Linked DNA regions of Mus musculus: region 1 is linked to region 2. The links are chromatin contacts, found by Hi-C in ENCODE. All regions are on one chromosome and are shown on one strand. The core of a region is the stretch at or near the end of the contact, and the rest is flanking DNA. Distances in the headings are between cores, read along the strand shown.

Region 1 (5,423 bases), core at 2,772-5,271, 85 kb before region 2:
TAAAAGTGAATCTTTGGAGGGCTGGAGAGATGGCTCAGCGGTTACGAGCACTGACTGCTCTTCTCAAGGTCGTGAGTTCAATTCCCAGCAGCCACATGGTGGCTCACAACCATCTGTAACAAGATCTGGGGCCCTCTTCTGGTGTGTCTGAAGACAGCTACAGTGTACTTACATATAATAAATAAATAAATCTTTTAAAAAAAAAGTGAATCTTTGGTCTAAGCAGTTACTTATTGTTTGTTCTTCCTATTCTTTAAAAAAAATTTTTTTTACTCTTAAAAATATGTTGTTTCGGGCTGAAGAAATGGCTCAGCAGTTAGGAGCACTGACTGCTCTTCCAGAGGTCCTGAGTTCAATTCCCAGCAACCAGATGGTGGCTCACAACCATCTATAATGGGATCTGATGCCCTCTTCTGGTGTGTCTGAAGAAAGCAATGGTGTGCTCATATACATAAAATAAATCTTTAAAAATAAATAAGATAAATAAATGTGCCGCCACAGCCAGCTTTTTTTTTTTTTTTTTTAAATATGTTGTTTCTGGGTTAAATGCAAAAGTTGTCCTGGCCTGGTTACTACTGACGTGCTATGTCCTGCATGGGATATTGCAATGGTGTCTCCTCGTATTGTAGAATTATGTCCTCTGGATATGCCATGCCCACTGGTTTCTTAAGATCAGAGCAGCTATATTACCTACATAGGATTGGGCCATTAATATCCCTCATGGATGATGAGAGGGTTTGTCTGGTTGCCCCCTCCTCAAGACATGAGTAGTTAACGATTGTTGGAGTAAGTGGCCAGCTCTACTGCAAGTAAGCTTAAGATTCTCATTGGTTCTCCAGGATAGACTGGGTGGAATTGCTTTTTTGGTTTGTCATTATCTGGAGAGAGTAGTAGACTCCTTGGAAAGTCACGTTACTTGGTGCCCCAAGTATATGTAGACATGACAGAACCAAACATGAGCCTAAGAGGGGCATCTGCAGCTGAGACTGAGCCACCTGAGGTGGAGATCAGTCCTATGTGGCAGACATCCCCTATTGGTTTACAGTAGTATATTGGTATATAGTGGTCGTCGTGTGGCCCCTGCCAAGGGTAATAAGACCTACAGCTAAAGCGGAGACAGCCAAAGGTAGAGGCTCCTTGTATGTGTGGAGGACAGGGGATTACAGATGGCTATTGTCTTGTACATAATAAAGAGTGGCATGCCTCTTCCATGGATGGGGTCTGAGAGTACAGGAGATAGCCCCAAATGACTGATGGACTCATTGCAATCGCTGAACATGGTACCTATGTGAATTATTCCTAAACAGGCTGTGATAAGAGTTATGTGTGTTTTACTGTGAGACACGCAACTGAGCCTGAGTTGACTGCCCCAAAAAGTACTAGTGCCTGTATAAGGAAGAAGTCACAGTGGGAAAGTATGTCAGCCTTAGGACAGGTAGAGAAGGGAATGAAGCAGAAGTGATAGACAGTACCTTCAGATCAAATCAACACAGAGGAAGGAAAACCATGATTTAACATGATGGCCCCAATGGTCTAGCACAGGAAACTATTGTAATCAGGGAATACTCTTGACGTTTTTTCTTTTCCAGTATTTCTAGAAGGGTGATTATTAGTAAAGCAACAGTGACAGCAGCGCGGGACCAGACTCTGGGACACTATGCAAGATTAAGGACTTTGGAACTTACATACATGTACCAAATGTTTAATTAGATTTAAACTGAAATAATGAACTAATGAAAGATGAAAGGCATCAATAGCAAAAGTAAAACTTAATGGAAATAGTTAATAGTGCAGAGATGTCAAAAACAGAACACCAAGAGCATTTCAGGAGCAATACTAGTCAGAAAAAGATACTTCTGGAAGTAAATATTAACAGTGATTACTAACAACATAACAAGGAATTTAAATTTTTCTCAAAAATGGTTAAGTTTTGTGCTTTATGGCTGCTGCTGCTCCTCCTCTTCCTCCTTCATCTTCCTCCTCCTATTTCCTCCTCTTCCTCCTCCTTCTCCTTTTAGATAGTGTCTTACTGTATAGCCCAGATATAGAGCTATGTAGCTGGAATGATGTAGCTGAGTCTGGCCGTAAACTTGGAGTTGTCCTGCCTCAACTTCCTGAGTGTTAGGATTACAGGTGTGCATCACGATACCTGTCTCTGAGCTACTTGAATTGGGGGGAAATTTTAATTTTGTTGTTTTATGTGTATGTCTATTTTGTATGTATGTATGTGCACCATGTACTGGCCAGAAGAGGTCATTGGATTCCCTGGAAATGGAATTAGAAATGGTTGCGAGCTGCCATATTAGTGTTGAGAATCGAACCATGGTCCTTTAAAGTAGCAAGTGCTTTTAACTACTGAGCCCTCTTGTCAGTTCTTCAAAAAGAAAAACTGGTTTGCTTTGGTTTGTGGTTTTTGTTTTGTTTTTCAAGACAGTGTTTCTCTGTGTAGCTCTGGCTGCCTTGGAACTCACTCTGTTGACCAGGCTGGCCTCTAACTCAGGGATCTGAATGCTGAGATCCTGGTGAGGGAATTTTTCTTTTTCTTAATTAAATCATTTGAAATGGTAAAATCCAGCTAATTCAGCTTTTTGAGGTAGGAAGGTCCACCTTTAACCTGGGCCACTCCTCCTGCGAGTAGCCTATATAAAGGATGGGACAGAAGGAGTCTTGTTCTCTGCCTGGTTGCTCTCATAGCAAGTTCATTCCTTCACTGGCATTACAGCCTACTTCTTCAGGATTCCAGCATATACTGAAGACCAGTTGGATCATCCAGCCTTGTGGACTGAACAACTACTGGATTCTTGGACCTTCTGATGGTAGAGAGCCATTGTGAGATAAGCTGGACTACAGCCTGTAAACCACTCTAATACCTGCTCATCCCCCTACTCAAGCATTCCTCTAGAGAGCCCTGACTGATACAGCAAGACTCCCGTAGAGGTGGAACTTTAAGTCAAAACTGCCAAGTCTGAGCTCATGAGGCTCTAGAAGACATTAAAGCTTGAGCAACAGCTCTCAGAAGACAGCTGGGCAGCACAGGCAAAGATTGAGCCTGTCTCCCCTATCCTATCCCCAAAGTAAGCTGCGTACATTTCTTTCTTACAAGAACATATATTGGGTATGGAGATGTTTGCCCTGCCCTTGAGTAGCCAGGTATGGCTAAGGAGAGGTAGACGCCACCAGGGTGCTGGCTAAAAGTGTGATAGACCTGGGAAGCCAGATGGAGAGGCTGGTATAACAGATGAGCATGGCCCTGCTCCCCTTGGTCCTTTGAGTTCACTGTTTTGGAGAGAGGTGTGTTGGGCCCAGGATGAGGAGACATGAAGGCTTATGGATGGCAGAGAGCTAAATACCACAGTGCCTCCCACAGCACCACTGTGGGACCCTTTCATGCTGTTTTGGACCAGCTAAGTTTTTAGTATCCTTAGCTGCTGACTCCCTCGTCCAGTTGGCACTGGTTCGGAACAGATGGTGGTGGGCCTTCAGAGAACCTGCCCACTCTATAAAAAGGATCTACCACATAATGTTAATTTCTGAGATGTTTACAGATTTAGAAATGTATCTGAAGGACATGCAAATGTACTTAAGAGGCACACACATGGGAAATCAGCCCATGCAGGGGTCAGGGGACATCTGTGAACAGTGTGGAGAATTTTGTACTTAGGTAAGGCACAAGTGCCACCAAGTGTAGTGGCTGAGAACTTCCTACAACAGCCTGTGTCTATATAGAAAAAAACAAAACAGGAGCAACACCAGACATGATGCTGCACGCCCTTTAATCCCAGCACTTGGGAGGCAGAGGCAACATCTCTGAGTTTGAAGCCAGCCTGGTCTACAGAGTTAGTTCCAGGTCAGCCAGGGCTAATACATAGTGAGACCCTGTCTCAAACAAACAAAACCCCCAAATACAAGAGTGTCAACTCAGAAGGCACCTTTGTGAGTAAGAGAAGGCACAGCCAGAAGACATAAGGTTGTTGAATAAGAATTCCAGGGCCGGGGTGGGCTACCTCCCCGAGTTGTTTGTGGGGGAGGTTTCTTAGGCACACACACAGTATACACAGTTCCCACTGCTGTTGGCGGCATGCCAGAACTGGAAGCTCCTTCCCGACTGGCTCATGCTGGCTGGAGCACTGAGCAGGCTGCAAGGGGAGAATTCTCATCAAGGGTCCTGCTCAGCTGTGGGCCTCATGTCTTAGGCTGTCAGCATGACATCCATGCAAGATCCCCACAGGTGCAATAGTGGCAGGATACACGGGTACAAAAAACTACGTTCCATTTGGATTGAAGACCCACTCCACAGTGGGGACTGTCTTAGTCAGGGTTTCTATTCCTGCACAAACATCATGACCAAGACGCAAGTTGGGGAGGAAAGGGTTTATTCGGCTTACACTTCCACATTGCTGTTCATCACCAAGGAAGTCAGGACTGGAACTCAAGCAGGTCAGAAAGCAGGAGCTGATGCAGAGGCCATGGAGGGATGTTCTTTACTGGCTTGCTTCACCTGGCTTGCTCACCCTGCTCTCTTATAGAACCAAGACTACCAGCCCAGAGATGATCCCACCCACAAGGGGCCTTTCCCCCTTGATCACTAATTGAGAAAATGCCTTACAGTTGGATCTCATGGAGGCATTTCCTCAACTGAAGCTCCTTTCTCTGTGAACTCCAGCTGTGTCAAGTTGACACAAAACTAGCCAGTACAGGGACCCATGCCAGGACAAAATCTGTGTTAAAGGAGGGCATAGGTTTTAGTGGAGAAGCTATTGTTTTCTTGTTAAATGTATATTATTTGACTAACAAAATATGTACACTCCCTCTGGGTCTTTCATTCTTGCTCTTTCTCTCTACCCTACCTGTGTCTCCAGTCCTTTTTTATTTTTATTTATTTATTTAGACGGTATTTCTAACCCAGGCTTGTCTTAAATTCACTATATGACTGAAGATTAATGATATGACCTTGAACTTCTGATCTTCCTGGGATTACAGGTATGTGCCTGCCTTAGGGTTTTACCGTTGTGAGCAGACACCATGACCAAGACCAGTCTTATAAAGACAACATTTAGCTGGGGCTGGCTTACAGGTTCAGAGGTTCAGTCCACTGTCATCAAGGAAGGAGCATGGCAGCGTTCAGGCAAGCATTATGCAGGAAGAGTCAAGAGTTCTACACCTTATTCCGAAGACAAACAGAAGAAGACTGGCTTCCAGGCAGCTAGGAAGAAGGTCTGAAAGCCCATGCCCACAGTTACACACCTACTCCAAGGCCATACCACCAAGTGGTACCACTCCTTGAGCCAAACATATTCAGATCACTACAGTGCCCCAGTCTGGTTTTCAAATTGGTTTCTAATATTTGTGCTTATGCCCAGAGGTTTTTGCTGTGATTGGCGTTAGTCAGCAATGCTTCTTTTTGTATTAAAGTGGTGGCTACT
Region 2 (6,096 bases), core at 732-3,231:
AGGTTGAATCATTTTCTCTCAGGAAGCTCTTAATGTTGGGTTGCCTTTCAGTTTGAAGTGTCAACAGCCAGCCATTGGTGGTCAGTGCCTACATATGCTCATTGACAGGGATTGTAAAATGGCGTCTGTCTTAGTTACTGTTCTGCCACTGTGAAAAGACACCATGACCAAGGCAACTTCTGAGAGAAAGCATTTAATTGGGGGCTTACTTCCAGCTTCAGCGGGTTAGTCCATTATCATCATGACAGGAAACATGGTGGCATGGTGGCGTGGTGCTGAAGAAGTAGCTTAGAGCTTTTACATCCAGATCTGCAGGCTGCAGGCAGAGAGAAAGAGACACTGGGCCTGGAGTGGATTTTTGAAACCTCCGAGTCCACCGCAGTGTCACACCTCCTCCAGCATGGCTCCACCTCCTAATCCTTCCCAAACATTTCATCAACTCAGGATCAAACATTCAAGTATATGGGCCTCTGGGGGCCATTCTCAGTCAAACCACCACAGTTTCTAAGTTGAACTTAATTATTCTGAGGGCCTGTTTCTCATGGTACCTATCCTTGAGCTAAGCACCAGAAAATCTCAGTAAGTACCAGTAATAAAGAATGTTACTCAGCTGCAGTACATCTGACAAGTAGAGTACTTGTCTAGTGGGCCAGGACCCGGGTTCTGTCTCTCACAGCACAAGATGATGATGATGACAACGATAAAAATAATGACAAGAACAACAAATCCCAAATGGTAATTAGAGAATGCTTGCCCTTCATTAGACTTGTTCACTGATTGGGTACTGTGAATGGTTCTCCCTGGAAAAGGGATGAAGTCATGCCTTAGATCTGTGCCCTTTCCGTTACTCAGAAGTCCAAGCTTTAGTTGTAGATTTGACATTGGCTTGTGCCCTGATATGAGGAGCACTGAAGGATGTCAGGCAGCCTGGATGCATCTTGTAGCTGCCACTGTGCAGGAGGTGAGGAGGAGAGGCCTTGAGCTTGAGAATTCTCTCCAGCTGTCCAAGCAAACCGACAGCTTTTTGTCTGGAATTAGTCTCAGCACCAAAGTGAACAATGCTAGAGAGGGACCTTCAGACCAGATAAGGTTGCCTCACTGCAAGTCCTGGGAAAGGGCTAGCTCAGATGGAAGCTGCATACCAGGAGACTAGCTGCTTACCAAGACCTTAATGTGACTGTTTTCATCCTGTTACTGAGAAACTGTGTTATAGCTCATAAGCAAAGGGTTCTGGCCTGGAAGCCAGGCAGAGAAGGGTGCATGCTTGTGTGTGTGTGTGTGTGTGTGTGTGTGTGTGTGTGTGTGTGTTGAATATGTGTATGTATGTGTGTGTGAAAGTATGTGTGTGTGTATATATATGTGTGTGTTTGTGTGTGTATTGGGAGTAGTCACATAATTTCTCTGGGTCTCATCTTCCTGTGTGAGAAAAGTGACAGTAAAAAGTTTCTACCTTAGTCTTCTGGTAAAGATTACATAAAGTAAGAGATGAGACATGTAGGAATTTAAAGAATTTAGTCAAGGAGGCTAGAGAGATAGCTTAGCCATTACTTCTGGCTCTACAGACACATGTGCTGTCTATATACACAGACACATTCAATATACATAAAGAAAAAGGAGGATTGTTTAAAAAGATCCAGTCATGGTCTGTTGATGTTGATTTATGGCTCCTGAAATTTGTCCCTGTGTGTTTATGTGTGTAGGCATGAAAGTGGAGTCTGGAGAGGTCTGCAGCGTCCTGAGTCCCATGATCTCTTCTGGACTACACTATCACATTTTGAATGTCTGTCTTAGCCTTCTTTGTTGCCTCTCCTGTTAGTCATTTATTGCATAGAGCATGCTAGTCAGGGACAGGATTGTTGTCAGCCCAATGAGGAATGCAGCTTCGGGCTGCTCCAGTGAAATCAAAGACCCCAGTGTCTCAGAGGTAGAAGTGCAATGGGTTGCCAAGGGCAGCATCATCCCTTCTAGGGCATTCTGCCAGGTGGCTTCCAGCCCAGCTTTGTGTATTCCAGGGATGAGAGCTGCTCACTGCCCACAGCACACCCCCTACTGCTCTCTTCTCAAGAGAGGGGCTTTCGTAATTTTATCTGAAGCCTGTCTCCTCATTTCACTCTGCCAGCGGTTGGTGCTCTTCCCTTTGTACTGTGAGCATGAAGGACAGCAGAGGGGAGTGCTCTTGACAGTGTAGCTGGAGCAAGCCTCCCAGAGCCGACCTGCAGTGTAGTGAAGCCTAGCCAACCATGTGGCACTCACTGCCTTTGTGTGAAGTCAGCAGCAGAGACGTTTCTGAACGTGGCAGAAAGGAGTGCAGTTATCTATTAAACAGTGTCAGATTCAGGAGGGCTGGTGTGACATGCAGGAGGCTATTGCAGGAGCTCTGCAGCCTTCCTACTGCCCCTCACCGAATAGCTCTCTCTGATGTCCTTTGTTAAGTCCCTGCATGGGAACACTGCATTATTTAGTGCCATTTATCCTGGCTCTTTCTCATTCCCACAGTCCACAGGAAGAGACTGTAACATATGGGCTGTGTGTCAGTACTGGGCAGTCTGTCAGCCTTAGAAAGCTGTTAGGGAGCCGAGGGCTGCTAATGTCAGTGGGTAGTTCAGAGCCTTAAGACATAGAGTTCTTAATCACCAGGAAGGACTCTCCCCTGTAATGACACAGACAAGCAGGAAAGAACCTTCGCTTCATCTGGCTGGGTGCACTTGCACCCATCCATACTTACCGGATCCCCCTGATCTGAGCACGGGGCGACCAGATGTGAAGCGCTGAATGCAGCAGTATATTCATCAGGGTGGATATTAATGCCCTGGGCTTCCGTTTCCATTTCTTAACAAAGATAGAAGTAAAACTGTTCTTATAGTAGAGTGGTTAGTACGGACATGCATTTGCTTTGGGATGAGAAGTCATGTTGAATGACCCGTGTTGGGCAGCCCGATTACTCTGAAAGCAGCTCTCTCTCTTATTCTTTAAAGCTCTAAGGACAAAGAGTCTCTGCCTTCCTTTTTGCCCCTTGGCTTTTGTTACAAATGATGTAGGACAGGGAGCTGACAAGGACATCATGGGAGGTCAGAGCAATTCTGACTCCTCACAGTAGGGGGCAACTTTAGACAAAATGGAAGATTTGAGGAGTTGAGACCCCCACCTGACTCCTATTTATTTACTTATATTTTTAAGATGGGGTTTCCCTTGTAGCTCTGGCTGTCCTGGAACTTGCTCTGTAGACCAGGCTGGCTCAAACTCAGAGATCTGCCTGCCTCTGTCTCCCCACTTGTGTGCCACCACCACCTGGGTGGACTCTTTTTTTTTGAGACAAGGTTTCACTGTGTAGCCTGTAGCCCTGATAACCTATATATATGAGATATATATATGAGAGATAGTATATATGTTTTGAATATATATGTTTGAATATATATGTTTTATTCTTTGGGAATTTCATATATATATATATATGTATATATATATATATATATATATATATATATATATATATATATATATACATACACACACACACATGCACAAACACACACATATATATGTGTGTGTGTCACAAACTGTCACAGTCCAGTTTGTGCTGCCCATACAGTCATGGGTGTGGACAGTCATGGGTGTGGACAGTCATGGATGTGGGGCCATCCACTGGAACACTGAGAAAAGGCCACACCCTTAGAAGAAGTGACTCTCCCTCTCACTGCCATTCTCTGTCAGTAGCTCTTCAGCCAGGGGTGGGGGCTTGTTGGGAGCACCCCCATGGTGAAAAGTTGTGCATGTCTTATGCAAGCAGCTGTGACTACTGTGTTTGTGGGTGCAGCTGCCATGCCATGAGCAGAAGACACTGCTTTGACCCAGCCTTCCCCAACTGGTAGCTGGTACAGTCTTCTCCCCTGACTCTGGGTTCTTGAACCTCAAAACTTGAAAGTATGAAGAAATATAGAGAAGTAAAGAAAATATCATTCCTCTACTTCCTGTAGCTATTCCTGTAAATACCTTGACCTGTGTATTGCATTGTTACTGCATTTTTAGTTATGGAGATGACGTTATAGATGGTGTGTGCCCTGTCTAGTCCCCCTTTAACACGTAGTGAGCATTTTCTAGTGAGAAAGCAGCATATAAATACTATTTTGCTTTCTCTTTTTGCCTCTCTTAGAATCGAACACAGAACTTTGCATGTGCTAGGCACACACCTTTTGAGGTCTGGCCCTTGTCCTGAGTATCATTTGACATGACTTTATAATGTGTGGTCATTACTGTCACCTTAGTGTTAGGTATCTTGATCGTTTGTTTCTTTTTTGTCCATGTTGCTATGACAACTGATGCAGTAACCAGCATCTCAGGTCCTAAACCTTTTCTTAGTTTTAGATTATTTGCTTACAATAAATTCTTTCAAGTGGAATTACCCGGTTGAGAGACATAGCATTTGTTTATTTTCTTACTATTTGCTTATAGACAGGGTCTCTGTGTAACTCAGGCTGGCCTCAGCCTCCTTAGTACTGGGATTACAGGTGTGCACTACCACTCTCAGCTAATAGACCCAGTTTTATTAAAACTTGATTATTTAAATTTGGAAACAGGATGCTGCCTTTTTGAAAACAGGATGCCGACATGTCGTTTAGGCGTCCCTTGAACTTGCAACCTTCCTCTTCAGCTTCCCAAGTGGCAGCCTGGCCACTGTGTGCAGTATACTAAACTGGTAAGGTTTTGCTCTCGGGGGCTGGGGGTGGGGGTGGGGATCAAGTTGCTTTAATATTTGCTCAGCCTTTACTGGCACCCAGCCTAGTCTGCCCTAGGCTAGAGTGGGTCGGTAGTATATAGAGAAGGCTGAGAAAGACTTTCCACAGTTTGTAGACACATTCCAAAGATGTTAAATGTTAACCAGGCTGGAAGCAGATGAGGACTGTTGCAGATATGCATATAGAAGGGCAGCAAGGAGCAGATAGGGCCTGTGGATGGAGCAGCCTCACAGTAATAGTGGGGAATCAGAGAGGCTCTGTGCAGGCCAATAACGTGGCCAGATTTGTGATCTGGAAAGGTCGCTCTAGCAGTAAAGAAGGTGGACTGGCCACGGTGGAAAGGATGTCTTTCCTCCTGAGAGACCGGTTAGGACTATCCTCGACAGGCTGCACTAACAGGGAATCCGGCGCTTCAGACTTGTCTCTTTGTTAGGGAAAAGTATGTTTCACTTACATTTCTATTTCTTCAATTTCTGCTGAGGTTGGATAGTCTCATGTCGATTTGCCATACTGTTTGCTTGTGTGGGTCTTGCCTCCAATGACCTAAATGCTCTTTATATAGAAGGACTCTTGTCCCAGGCTATAGACATGGTGGTATCCTATGTATAGTTCAGTTTTATGTCAGAGTTCATAGACTTCCAGGAGAAGCAGGTGACTGGTCCTGAGGTTCCGGGGCACATCCTCCTCTGCCCTCTCTGGCCCTCTAAGCTCCCTCCTAAAGCACCATGACTCACCAAGCTTGTTGCTAACCGGAAAGAGCTTGTTAGGAGGGAAAAATAGAGAAGATCACTTTTCTGTCATTCAGGTTTGGAATGTGTCACTCAGGGTGTGTCAAACCCTGACCCCTCAGTTAACTGGGGGGGGGGGGCTTACTGATAAGGGGTAGTTTTGTTACAGATGAAGATCAGTTAAGGCTGTAGCTGTGAGTAGGTTACAAGCTTTTGGCTACCTTCCCACACCTGACTCCCTGCTCAGCTGCCATTCCACCGTTAACAGCATCCACTTGTGGATCTTGCCTATCAATATAATTAGGAGTTTGCAGTCCATGACTTACTGAGGTGACTTCAGGCAGGGGCTTGCTGAGACTATACTAATTGGAAACTTTTCTTGGTGTTGAGATTTACTTGTTTTTATTTTATGACTATAGATGTTTTGCCTGCATGTTTGTCTGTGCACCACATATGTGTAGTGCCCACACAGGCCAGAAGAGGGCACTAGATCCTCTATAACATATGGTTGTTAGCTACCATGTTGGCACTGGGAATTGAATCCCAGCCCTCTGCAAGAGCAGCTAGTGCTAACAGGCACCAGGCAGTCATCCCTCCTATCCCTAGAAAACTTTTCTTAAGTTGGCTGCTTGCCA

What was found. A loop is a pair of places that touch in the nucleus more often than their neighbours do.
Region 1: a loop to region 2 is called in a map of v-Abl transformed pro-B cells, with 1.9 times the contacts of the local background. The contact joins two enhancer-like sites. A Hi-C loop is called at or near these places in 3 of 37 maps with a recorded cell type or tissue (gastrocnemius, left cerebral cortex and v-Abl transformed pro-B cells).

Annotation. Positions count from the first base shown.
Region 1 is chr11:60,395,411-60,400,833 of GRCm38, reverse strand. Atpaf2 (ATP synthase mitochondrial F1 complex assembly factor 2) reads left to right here. Exons shown (of 8, transcript NM_145427.3): 8 at 1-210. Among named protein-coding and RNA genes, the nearest start is that of Atpaf2, 19 kb to the left of the region's middle. Within about 2 kb of position 4,021, at least 1 of the 3 ENCODE cell types and tissues checked has a DNase peak (open chromatin) inside an H3K27ac peak, as active enhancers do; it is left cerebral cortex, where a contact is called at or near this core.
Region 2 is chr11:60,307,603-60,313,698 of GRCm38, reverse strand. All of the region lies in intron 1 of Tom1l2 (target of myb1-like 2 (chicken)), which reads left to right. Among named protein-coding and RNA genes, the nearest start is that of Tom1l2, 42 kb to the left of the region's middle. Within about 2 kb of position 1,981, at least 3 of the 3 ENCODE cell types and tissues checked have a DNase peak (open chromatin) inside an H3K27ac peak, as active enhancers do; they include left cerebral cortex, where a contact is called at or near this core.